2 separate regions of the Homo sapiens genome follow, and region 1 is linked to region 2. Evidence: chromatin contacts called from ENCODE Hi-C or POLR2A ChIA-PET data. All regions are on one chromosome and are shown on one strand. The core of a region is the stretch at or near the end of the contact, and the rest is flanking DNA. Distances in the headings are between cores, read along the strand shown. Region 1 holds the start of STAB1 (stabilin 1). Region 2 has its middle 15 kb from the start of SEMA3G.

Region 1 (3,427 bases), core at 675-3,174, 65 kb before region 2:
TCCCAGCACTTTGGGAGGCTGAGGCAGGTGGATTACCTGAGGTCAGGAGTTACAGACCAGCCTGGTCAACATGGTGAAACTAAAAATTCAAAAATTAGCTGGGTGTGGTGGCGGGCGCCTGTAATCCCAGTTCTCGGGAGGCTGAGGCAGGAGAATCGCTTGAACCTGGGAGGTGGAGATTTCACTGAGCCGAGATCACGCCACTGCCCTCCAGCCTGGGCTACAGAGCGAGACTCCACCTCAAAAGAAAAAAAGTCTGAACATGTTCAGTAGAGATGCCATTTTATTTCCTGAATATTTTCAATCCAGGGTTGGTTGAACCCAAGTACAGGGTGCACAGATACAGAGGGCCAACTGCACTTACAGTGGCTCTCGGCTATGCAGGGTGCTGGGATAGAGGCCACGTAGCTGTGTTAGAGTGGCCAGCACTGCTGCAGCCCCATCCACAAGGAGTGGTCAGAGCCATAGGTCTCTGACAAGGAAAAAACTCGAATCTGAGGCCCCTCACTGACCTCTGTCCTCACTGCCCAGAGCATGAGGAGGTGGCGGAGGCCTTTGAAATTCCCTTGCATGGTACACAGGGGGAAACTGAGTTAAGGGGAGGGCAGGAGCTTACCTGCAGGGCTCTCAGCACAGCCCTGGAACCCTTGGCTCTTCCCCCATCACTGTCGCCTTCTCAGCCTCATATCTTCCTGTCCCCAGCCCTGGCCTGGTCCTGAAGCTGGTGAGGCCCTTCTCCCTGCTGCCTCTCTGAGGGACCACAGGCATCCAAGAGAAAGCGCCTGATGGTGGCAGGGGGCCTAGGCCCCTGGCTGGACTGCCTGTGGGATCCTGGGCAAGTCCTCCCCGCTCTGGACTTTAGTCTGGCCATCTGTGCCATGGGGATAGTGGTTGCTGCTCCAGGAGGCAGACACGCTCAGCCTCACAGGAGAGAGACTACCCCCATCACCAGGGTGGGAGGCTCTTCCAGAAGCTCCCAGAGGCCCCTACCATGGGGCCTGAGCAGACCTGCAGCCAGGAGCCTGTCACAGGGACCTGACCGAGGGGCTGGCTGTGGCTGCATACCAGGACCCTGTCTGCTCGCCAGCACACACGGATGGCCATCACAGGCAGGGGTTTGGAGCATGGCTTTAGAGTGGGAATGGCCTGTCCCCATCATCCTAGGGCTTCGGGTTCCTCACGAGGAGGACAGGAGGAGTTGCCCCGAGGCTGTGAGGATTCAAGGGGACCTGCCCGGGGCTGTGGCTGCTCTGTGGCAGCTCTGAGGCTGAAGTGTGTCCTTGCCAGCTGCTCATAACCCCGGACACTAAGGGTGAGTGACTCATTCTGCTTCCCGGTACTCTTGGGGCTGGACACAGGCACACACATGTGCACACACTTGCCCCACGTGAATCTGTAGTCCTCGGGGGTTGGAGGTGATCACATCTTCAACCCCCAGGTGAGGGCCACATAAGACCTGGGCCTCCGTCTGGGCCAGAAGGGCAGGACAGGCCTGCCTCTGTACACTTCAGCTGCACGCTGGGGAGCCCCGGCCCCGCATAGTCAGAGGAGGGTGGGCTGACACACCCCTGAACCCTGGGTGGCTGGACGCAGACCTCAGACTGGGGAGGTGGGCACAATAGCCAGCCCCCAGGCCTGCTAAGAGGCCAGACAGGCGCCAGCTGCGGTTTCTCCCCAGGCCCCTGCCCCTCCATGTCAGTCCCTCCCTGTTCCCACCGCTGGCCGGCAGGGCCCAGACGCCGTGTGCCCCTGCGACTGGCTCACACTTACCTGCCCCCTGACGAAGCTGAAGCCTGCCAGGCAGAAGGCCAGGAGGCAGAGTGGGAGGAGGCCCCGGGGCCCCGCCATGGCTGGTGGGCACGCTGTCCAGGACAGAGTCGGGGCGTAGGGAATGAGCTCTAGGAGGCAGGCACAGCACAGGCAGGCGGGACGGGGCGGGCAGTGGCCTTAAAAGCAGCCCGGAGGCCCCGCCAGCTCACCCCCACAGGAACCCGCCAGGATTTCCTCCTGCATATCAGCAGCCTGCAGGCGGAAGGGAAGGTGCTGGCCACTGACCCCCCATGGGCGGCCTGAGCCCTGCTCGGGGCTTCCCGGCTGGGACCCTCCTGGCATCACAACCTGGAAGTCCAGGCCACCATGAGCCCCGGGACCTGGGCTCTATCAGAGGTTCTGAAGCAAATCCAAAGGCACACGTGAACGAGTCCCCCGCCTGCGAGCCCAGTGTGTTTCATTCAGAGGCTCCTGGGGTGCTGGTCGGCGGAAGGCAGGGCAGCCCCTGAATGGGTCTGTCTGTTCCTGCCTCCACCTTTCCAACTCCAGGGCGCTCATGGGGCTCTGACTCGCTACAGGCACCCTGCTAGCCCACCAGACCCACATCCCCTCACTAGCCCCAGCCACTCCTGAGCCGCTGGTCCTGCCCGCCAACCCCCATCCACCCTCCCTGCCTCCCTATCTGCCCTCCACTCAGCAGCCCATGCTCAGCCAGCTTGCTGCAGCACCTCCAAACCCCTCTCCAGCTGGCTGGTCTCTCTGAACTCTCCCCAGACAGGTCTGCTCCAGCCGCGCAGGCCTCTCTGCTCCTTCAGTGAGCTCTCCCGGCATGTGCTGCTACCCTAGATTGTCACACTCTGGCTCCTTCTCACAGGTGGTCTCAGGTCAAGGGCCACCACTTCAGAGCGCCTCCCTGGTCTCAGCCTGCAGGTGGCCCTGCACCTGGTTCACCTGGCAGCACCAGCCACCAGCTGACATTGGCTTGTTTCATTTGTCTCCCCTGGAACATTGGCTGTGGAAGAGTAGGGGCGCTGTCTGGCTGATTCGCACAGTGGATGCTCAATACACGTGTGCAGAAGGAATAAATGAATGGAGGTGGCTACTTTTATGATCCCTCTGTTACTGGTGGGGAAACTGAGGCTCAGAGGGGCTGGGTAGCTTGTCTGAGGTAATCAGTTTTCATATCCAATCCCAGGGCTACTGTCTGAAGCCACCACTGCCTGCACAGCCAGCACCCCCAAGAGGTGCAGTGGGCCCAGGCTGAGGGCCTCTGCGTGCCAGGGCTGCACGTGGTGGGCCTTGCCTCCAGTTGTCACTACCCCCAACTGCAGACGGCGTAACAGTTGGGGAGACAGGAGTGGGCCAGAGCCCGGTGGCCATCTGTAAATGCTTTGGTAAAGGCCAGGTTGGGGAAAGTTTCTCCTCCCCAGCACACCTCCACTCCCATCAGTTTGGAGGGGCCTTCAGGCAGGCCTGAGATCTGGCTGGGATGGGGGTTGCAAGGGGAAACCCTCCCCACATTCCCCACACCCACAGTCTTCCTGGGGGTGAAGGGTCCTCCAGGCAGGACCCCCACTCTGCTGGCACCAAGGGAAACGGGGGAACAGAAGCAGGCCTGGGACCCAGGCTGGCCACGCCACCCACCTCTCCACAGCCC
Region 2 (3,634 bases), core at 876-3,375:
AGAATGAGACTGGCCCAGTGGTTCCAAGAGATAACTATAATCCCACGGGACCCTCCATGATCTCGTGGTCCCCGTGTTCTGCCCCTTTGGCCCTGACAGAGCTGAAATGCTGCCTGCTGGCTTGCCCTGTGAAGGCCCTGAGAAGTCCTGTGATGATCTCTTGCTAATGTGCATGCCTACTATGTGCTATGTGCTTTTCCAAAACATTTGGTTCTCTCTTTTTTTTTTTCCCATGGAGCAGCTAACATCTCATGTTTCTAACATTTTGAAGAACACACTTTGGAAAAATGTTGATTAGGTTAATTCCCTCCCTTAACATGTGAGCTTGATTAATTAGTAATTGCCTTCCCAGCTTGTAGGCTCTGGAAGCCCCAGCCTCCTGATGAATAGCCATATCTTGGTTTCCTATGACCCTCGCCAGAGTAGACTCTGCTACCCCGGGACAGGGCTGCCAAGCGGCCAATCTGCTGCCCTTTGGGCCTGGACTGTGCTCTGTTCCCGGCTCTCGTGCTCCCATAACCAGCCTATTTCTGGCCCCTCCTGTGTCTGTCATGGTCCTCTGTGGAGGGCTAGCATTCACCCCTAGTCTGTGGCTGTCCTTCCATCCAACAGACTCGTTTCTAAGAAGGTGAGGGGCAGGAAGGAGTCAGAATAAGAGAGGAAAACAGCAGTTTCCACTTTCTCAAATGACTCCTGGGCTTTTCTTTCATTGGCTAAGCTTGGGGTCAGGTCCTAGACAGCCCTAGAATCCCCTGCTTGGAGGAATGGTCAGGTAGCAGCCCCCAAGAACCTGGTGTACCTCCAGCCAGCCTGTCCTCTTTGTGGGCTGGCAGGGGGTCCAGCTGCAGCTCCAGCCAGTTGGGCCCCAGAAGACTGGCTCACATGCCTCTGGAAATCCAGCAAACAGAGGCACCTCTGGCCAACCACATCTTAGAGCTAGGGGGTAGTTGCTCAGAAATAGCCCAATTTCCATCCCAGTTAAGGTCCCATCCCAGCCTCACCTAAGTCTTGGATTGCAGTGGGTTCTACAAGAATAAAGTTCAACACACACCAGGAACAAATTCCCAGGGTCTTCTAAGACTCTAAACTCGGAAAGAGGGACAGTGGGTAGGGCTAGGTTTGGACACAATATCTGATAAGGTTGCCAGGCACGATGGCTCACACCTGCAATGCCATCACTTTCAGAGGCCGAGGCAGGTGGATCACCTGAGGTCAGGAGTTCGAGACCAGCCTGGCCAACATGGTGAAACCCCTTCTCTACTAAAAATACAAAAATTAGCTGGTGGCACACACCTGTAATCCCAGCTACTCAGGAGACTGAGGCACGAGAATCATTTGAACCCGGGAGGTAGAGGTTACAGCGAGCTGAGATCACGCCACTGTACTCCAACCTGGGCAACAGAGCAAGACTCTGTCTCAATAAATAAATAAATAGATAAAAATCTGATAAGGTGCCTGGGAATTGTTGGGCCGCACCCTGGCTCTCCTTCCGTACTCAGCCATCCCTCGGATGTACAGGAGACGAGGCAAGGCAGCTGTGGCCCTGTGCCCGTTCCCACTGCCCAGTCCCTGGCCACCTTTGCTGGGGGTACCACTACTGGGCCCCTCTCCCTTAGAGACTGCATCCTAATGAAGCCTTTCACTTTCCTTGCTGGACTTCCATTAAGGAAACTCCTGGTTCCTCATGAAGCCTTTAAAAAAATTACTCTCCACTGAGGATGAGGGCTGCTGCAAAGTCTCCAGGGAGGCGGTGTAAGGGATATGGGGCTGTCTTTGGGCCAGGCCTCCAGCAGCTAGCTAATAGCCTGCACGCAGGGACACTGCTGATGGGAGGACTCAGCTGACCAGTCTTGACCTCTTTACCCCGGAGAGTATGATGACCAGAGTACCCCCTAATCCACCCAAAAGGGCCTGTTTCACTGCTGTGAGGAATGACCAGGGCAAAGGGACAGTTGCAGACTGATAGGATTCCAAAGTGACTCAACAGAGGCCTGGAACAGAGTCCAGGTGTCTACCACCAAATAGAGGGGACTGGACTCTGGACACATGAAGCCCAGATTGATGGAGGGCGAGCGGGCTCTGCTCTCACAGATGAAGGCATGGGGAATGACGTGGCACACCAGCCACTTGCTCTGTGGACATGATCTCATCTGTTCACCCCCCCACTCCTGCCCCCAACTGATAAGAATCTGGTGATGTTTCCTGTAGTCCAAGGGTCTCAGACAATGGTGTGAACGGCTGGCCCTACTGGAAAGGACATTGTTCAGGGAAGAAAAAACAACACACCAGCACAAAGCCAGGGCAGGACCTGCTGAAATGTAAGGGCCTGTTTACAAACCCATGATTTCTAAGGGGAAGAACACAATGGAGAATTGTTTTGGCGAGGCTGGTGTCTCCTCCAGTAGGCTCCTGGGGGCTGGGGATGGCTTTGATGGTCCAGACAGGTCTCAGATGCTCTGAAAAGGATGGATACTAATGGCGCGGATGCCTTCCTGTTTATTAGGGGTGTGTGCAGGGCAGGGTCAAGAAGCCAGTTTACACCAAAGACAAGGGGAAGGGGCTCCTGGGGCTTACCCCTTCCATCTGGACCTCATGCTGTCATGTTGCTCAGGGATCCCAGGGTTAGAGCAGGTTTGCTAGGGAGAAGTGAGGGCAAGGGTTTTTTGTTTTGGGAAAAAAATCAGTTCTTCAGTTTTTCTGTCATTTTTTGGAAAAATGTACAAGCCATGACACCTTTGCAAATAGCCAGCTCCTTTGGAATGGAGCTCCCTGGCTTAGTCACTAGGGAGACTTCTCACACCTGGGGGCCCCCATGATGCTGTGACTGGGAGCACATGGGAAACTGATGCTGTCTCCCTGGGGTCAGGGCCAGTGGAGGTGCTGCTTCTCATAGCATCCTCCCACCCTGCCCATAGAGGCTAGAGCCTTTGAGCCACCGTTTGAGCCACCACCCAGAGGTCCTGATGGCAGTGAGTGTGCATTCGTGTGGACAGGTACCTGTGCATGTGTGCATGTGGGAGGAGGGTGGGGCAGAAAAGGAATAGAACCATATCACACATTCCCCCTTGGGACTGGCAGTCGCCATTTTTGGTGGAGGAGAGGGCATCTGGATGCCTCTCAATGAGTAATTGGGAGATATTTTTGGTGGGTTAGGAGAGCCACTTTGGGTCTGGAGAGACTATGAAGGCAGTCTTGTCTAAGGATTTGACCTGTGACGGGGAGCTTTCAAACTCATCTCTAACCCCAACAGGAACGTGCCTCATGAATAAACTCGAACAGATGTGTTTAGAACAATTGAGGCGCAATAAGTCTTATGTAATCCCAAAACAGAAGCAAGATTTTCATAAGCCTTTCCCAGCCTTCCAGGTCTGAGGGTTTATAATCTTCATCGACATGCTAACAGTGCCCTCTGGTGTTTGGCAGCAAAACACAGGCTTATGAATACAGGGTATGGAGCATCCATCAGTTCTGTAGACATTAAACTGCCTCTGAACGTGGAGTCCTGGGCCAGGCATCATGAGGGGAAGAAAGGTTAATAAGACAGACAGGTCCCTGGAGCTTCTGATCTAGCAGGAAAGACAGACCCATAACTGTAGGACAGACAGAGAATGACATGGGCTATAACAGGGGGTAC

What was found. Hi-C counts contacts between places; a loop is a spot of excess contacts on that map. ChIA-PET counts read pairs that join two places held with the same protein, here RNA polymerase II (POLR2A). Pooled maps may share reads with other maps.
Region 1: a map of endothelial cell of umbilical vein shows a loop between it and region 2 (8-fold over the local background). The contact joins the promoter of STAB1 here to the enhancer-like site in region 2. A Hi-C loop is called at or near these places in 2 of 168 maps with a recorded cell type or tissue (endothelial cell of hepatic sinusoid and endothelial cell of umbilical vein) and 3 of 50 pooled maps. POLR2A ChIA-PET finds 5 or more read pairs at or near these places in 3 of 52 experiments (AG04449, RWPE1 and WTC11).

The regions. Positions count from the first base shown.
Region 1 is chr3:52,493,835-52,497,261 of GRCh38, reverse strand. It overlaps STAB1 (stabilin 1), which reads right to left and starts at 1,924. Exons shown (of 69, transcript NM_015136.3): 1 at 1,771-1,924. The coding sequence starts at 1,848.
Region 2 is chr3:52,428,489-52,432,122 of GRCh38, reverse strand. No RefSeq gene overlaps it. Among named protein-coding and RNA genes, the nearest start is that of SEMA3G, 15 kb to the left of the region's middle. RefSeq lists a silencer at 1,990-2,150 and enhancers at 3,330-3,429, 1,008-3,634. Within about 2 kb of position 2,125, at least 4 of the 41 ENCODE cell types and tissues checked have a DNase peak (open chromatin) inside an H3K27ac peak, as active enhancers do; they include endothelial cell of umbilical vein, where a contact is called at or near this core.